2 separate regions of the Homo sapiens genome follow, and region 2 is linked to region 1. A link is a loop called in an ENCODE intact Hi-C map of the cell type or tissue named here. Cell type or tissue: heart right ventricle. All regions are shown on one strand. Region 1 has its middle 120 kb from the start of TJP1. Region 2 holds the start of LOC105370743 (a long non-coding RNA gene).

Region 1 (2,500 bases):
AAGTGACCCCCACCCTCGCCCCTGCCCCGATGACCACCATAACCACAGCACCCAGAGATGAGTCCACTGCACTGTGCCACTTTCACAGATGGGGGAGGAAGAGAGCTGTAACTGTCAGAAATACATGAAAACTGTCAAAAATACATGCCATCAGCTCTGGAGATTTTGAAGCACTGATGTCTCTCTGTTCTGTGAATGTATTAAAAAAAAATTACATTATCCCTCCTTTCAAGGTTAGCAAAAATAAAAGATGAACTCTACTTCCACCTCTGCAAATGACCTCCTACGACCGCAGGCAGGCCCACGCTGCCTTTGCCTTCCCCACCTGCTTGAGGCCACACACATCTCCGTGGACCACTCCTCCCTTCCAGAAACTCCCCTGTTCGCTTCTTCAGCCTCTACCCAGGAGTTTCCTTTGCTGGCCCCTCGCCTTCTGACTGCCTATGCACTGGTGAGGTTCCCTGGCCCTGCCTTAGTCCTCTCTCTGTTCACAAAACCATCCTAGCAGTAAAATCCTTTTTCCCAAATAAAATGGTCTGTGCTCCTCACCCTCCAGTAGAACAGATAAAAGCAGAGCTACTCTGGCTGAAGGGGGGAAGGAGGCTTGAGGCCACCCTCATGGGGCATCTCTACAGACCTCTAGGGTTGGGAACCACCAGCAGTTTCCTTCAACCAGCTGGTGTGAGCTCCATCTCCGGTCCCCCCTCTGCCCCCTCAACACCTCCCCACTTTTTGCCCAACAAAGTCATATGAGTCCTTCCAGATCCAGTTTCCCAGCCACCTTGTTTGTGATTCTTTATGTACAAAGTAGCTTTGAGCACTTCGTTATCCCCCAAGGCACTCTGCACCGCCTCCACCATTGTACACGTATCACGTGTTTGTTTACATTTTTGCCGGCTCCACTAGATTGTGACCATTTTAAAGGCAGACAAGATGATGACAATGGCGTGCATGCGTGTATGTGTTTGCATGTGATGGGACAGGGGAGTCTCAGATGAACCTAAAGTTAGGCTTAAACTGCTCTGGGTGTGAGGCTGGTGCACTGGTCTGCATGAAGAGGCCGTGAGGAGGGAAGCGACTGGAGAAATGGGGAGGAGAGGTGGCTGCGGTCTCCATGCCCGCCCACCAGAGCTGCGTCTCAGCCCTAGACAGAGAGGGTCAAGCAAAATCCAGGAACTGCTTTCATGAGAGACTTCACAAAATATTTGTTAAACCAGAATACTGAACGCATAATATTCTCTTCTTTGAAATAACATTTTCTCTATTCTTTTCATTAAGACCCAAATTTCTAAAAGGCCTATATTTTCTTCTCAGTTCTGATGAATAAAATTCTGCCTAAAGTCAGAGTCAATAAGCTCCCGAACTAGCAGTTGCTAATGAAAAGAAACTCTGAAGAGATGAGAGATGATGGCACAGGTCAACTGGAATGGAGACAAAATACTGAGCTGCAAAACCGATCCAGAAAGCCCACTAGGTGGAGATGAAGGCCGGTACCACTCACAAGAATGGAGTCTTTGCAGCCTTTGTACTTACAACCATTTTTTAAAACAAGAGTTCTTGCAAGGTTGTCTAGAAGACTCCTTTAGAAATATCTGAACATTCACAGTTTAATCAAGAAAGTATCCATTAAGGGCAAAAATCTCCTACCAATTAGTTGTCAATTGGCAAACTGCATTCAGACTGGCCTCTGGAACTCCCAAAGTTATAAAAATAGCTGGATTCCTTTTTCTGCAAAAGAGCCTCAAGTCTCTCTGACTCCTCTCCGTTTGGAAGATTAATAACGGTGATAATTCTGGAAGACTCCTTTACCACACAGCGGTGCGTACCTCCGCAGAGGGCTGGCAGTGGGCCACAGCACACTCTGATGTCCCGTGCAGTTCACTGACACCCAGGTTAGCAACACAGGCTGTATGCTCAGTGAACTGGGGCTGGCAAGGGCAGGCCCGGGGGGACCTGCAAGGGAGGGGACTTGTTCATAAGCACCTATAAGAACCAACTCCCAAGTCATTTTTCTTTTCTTCCTTTTTTTTAAGTGAATACTCTCTGTATTTTGGTTAATCAACAATCTTTAGCACCCATTATGGACAAAACAATATGCTGCACACATACCAAGGATACAAGAAGGAACAAACTACCCTGGCCTGTGCTCTGATGGAGCGCACTTTCTCCTGGAGACAGATGAAAGAATAAATAAAATAACTGCAAGCTGTGATAAGACACTGGTGAAACCAAGACCACCAGCTCACCAAGTAACACTAGAAGATCGCCACAAGGGATTTTATATGTGTAAGAGAGAGAGCGGGTGGGCATCCTCTTTTGACATAAAAGATGATGGAGAAGGTCTTTTTTAAAACATGCATTCAGTCAAATCCATGAATTTAGCTAATCCTTCTTTCCCTAAGTGTGCAATTAGGGAAAACCTAATGACTACTTTACAAGTTATAGTTTTGGCTTCTTTTGCTATTTATTAAAAACACAGCCAGGCACAGTGGCTCACGCC
Region 2 (2,500 bases), 250 kb before region 1:
AGCAAGAGGATTACAAAATGCACCAATCAGTGCTCTGTAAAATGCACCAATCAGCACTCTGTAAAATGCAGCAATCAGTGCTCTGTAAAATGCACCAATCAGCAGGATCCCAAAAGTAGCCAATCGCAGGGAGGATTGAAAAAAGGGCACTCTGATAGGACAGAAACAGAACATGGGAGGGGACAAATAAGGGAATAAAAGCTGGCCCGGTCTTCAGCACTTAGCCAGCCAGCAGCAGCAACCTGTAGGGTTCTTTTCTATACTTTGGAAGCTTATTTTTTTGCTCTTCACAATAAATCTTTCTACTGGTCCCTGTTTGGGTCTGTGCCACCTTTAAGAGCTGTAATACTCACCGGGAAGGTCCACGGCTTCATTTTTGGTCAGCGAAACGAAGAACCCAATGGCAGCAATCAACTCCAGACACATCTGGTCAGTCTTGTTCTAGATCCAGGGAAAGCAATGCCCTAACGGCAGGAGGGAATAACCCTTCCAGCTGATAGCAGTTGTTCAAATAGTAGCAAAGGCACATAGGAAGTGTGTTGCCAAGCTGCAGTCTGACAATTGCTCCAAACACGAATTTTGCTTCTAAGACCCTGTAAGCTGTGGGTTGTACTCAAAAGCTGTAAGTTCTTTGTGCAAAGGCTGGAGAAGGCAGCGAGCGGGCCACGTACCTGTCTTTTCGCAGAGTGTGAGAAACGAGACTGTTCTCTTTACGTGGCAGGACAGTTCAGAGTCTCTATACCCAGAGCAACCAGAACGAGCTCCCCTTGGAGTCATGGACCCAGTATCTCAGTTGAGCAAATGGTAATTTTCACCAAGGCTGGCTGGCATTGGGTGACTTTAGTGGCCTGTGCACACGAGCGCCCCAGGCCCTTGGGCAGCTGCCAGTGTGGGCTGGGGCTTCCTTGTCGGGAGGGAGCCACCCTGCACCTGTGGGTGAGTTTTGTCTCCTGGCAGCCTGGCAGGCAGGTGTGGCTCATGGCAGGGTGAGCCACTGGCACGGATCTGCTGCTTTCCCCAGGTGAGAGTTTCTATGTGCCCAAAGGTCACCAGAAACTGACAGCCAGCCCTGAGCAAACCCCAGCCCAGGGTTCATGTTGCCCGAGCAGAACCTGCTGGTGTGGTCTGCAGGCGGGGGCGTTTTTCTTGGTTGGCTAACACTCCTTGGAAGGAGGCATGGGCCAGGCCAGTGTGCTTAGCAGTACCCCAGAGCAGTGTTGGGGGCGGGAGCTCAAGTGTGGGGTCAGTGTGCTCGCACCAGAGCCAAACCCAACACTTCCTGTCTCTTCCTTTCCTGCTGTCAGGTGGGGCTGTTGTTGGGGAAAGAAAAGCAGGGAGGACAGCGTGGGAGGCTTTCTCAGGGCCAGCCCTGGGAATGGGGCACAGTGAGGGGGTGGCATGGGTCACCTGGCCCCACTAAGGGCCAGAGGCGAGGAGAGATGTCCGGCTGGGACTTCCTGGGAGGAAGGGGCGCGCTGCCACGCAGTGCCCGAGGCCCTTGGGTATCTGCGAGCATGGGCTGGGGCTTCCCTGTTGGGAGGGAGCCACGCTGCACCTATGGGTGAGTCCTGTCCCCTCGCAGCCTGGCAGGTAGGTGTGCCTTGGGAGGAAGGCACGCCCTGCCACGCGGTGTCGCTACTGGCTGGCAACTGTTGGAGAATTTATTGAAGCACGTGAAAGAGCCCCACCCTGCCATAGCAATCACCTGCCTTTGGTGAGGCTGAGCCTGGCCGCGGGACCCCATTGACCGCTCCTGGCCTCACACTAAATGGAGTTGCATTGCTCCTCCAAATTCCAACCAAGAGGACCGAGAAGTTGGCCTGAAGCAGGCGCACACGTGGAAAAGAGGAGCTGAAGCCACGCGGGGGCTGCTCCTGCAGAGGAGGTGGCTTGGTCTAACTTTTCAAAGCAATGGCCACTCGGCTGCATCAACCTGCATGCCACGTTCCTGGCTTTGATCATTGACATGTGCCTGGCTCTGCTGCTCTCAGCTCCTGGCCTCAAACTTCCTTTTGAAGAAAATCGCTGAAGCTTGTGGCCTCACTTCTTCCAAGAGGCAGCTACAGACACTCTCCGGGCCTGGCTGCCTGTTTGTTGGGACGGGGCCTCTGGCTTGGGTTTGCTGTGCTTCAACGCCATGTGACTCCGAAGGGCCTCACTCACGCCAGGGCCCAGCACCGGCTCGGGGACAGGCCAGGCTGGCATGACTCTGATTCTGCAGATAGCATTTTTAGTGACTCTGCTGGGAATTGGTTCCTGAGATAACAAAGCCACTGACACAGGGATGACAGATGGTTAACAGCACCTCCCGAGAGTAGGTCTGTTCTAAACACTTGACCTGTGACAGAGCATCCATGCCACGCGGCTGCTCCATGAAGTAGACGCCATCATCGTGGTCTCTGCAGGTCTACGATGGGGACACTGGGGAGAGAGGAGTGACTGTGCTGGAGCATGCGTGGATGAGGGGAGGGGGAAGGGAGGGCGTGAGCCCGGTGGTCCA

Evidence for each region. A loop is a pair of places that touch in the nucleus more often than their neighbours do. Peaks named below come from ENCODE experiments on the same cell type or tissue, not always from the same donor. Only the 100,000 strongest peaks of a DNase experiment are listed, where the experiment ranks them.
Region 2: a loop joins it to region 1, with 4 times the contacts of the local background. A loop is called at or near these places in 8 of 110 quality-filtered maps.

Annotation. Positions count from the first base shown.
Region 1 is chr15:29,940,871-29,943,370 of GRCh38, forward strand. It overlaps a transcript of TJP1 not described here. Among named protein-coding and RNA genes, the nearest start is that of TJP1, 120 kb to the left of the region's middle. In heart right ventricle, a CTCF peak has its summit at 1,475 (motif pointing right); no DNase peak of the experiment used is centred here.
Region 2 is chr15:29,686,548-29,689,047 of GRCh38, forward strand. It overlaps LOC105370743 (a long non-coding RNA gene), which reads right to left and starts at 942. Exons shown (of 4, transcript XR_932031.3): 1 at 354-942. In heart right ventricle, no CTCF peak of the experiment used is centred here; no DNase peak of the experiment used is centred here.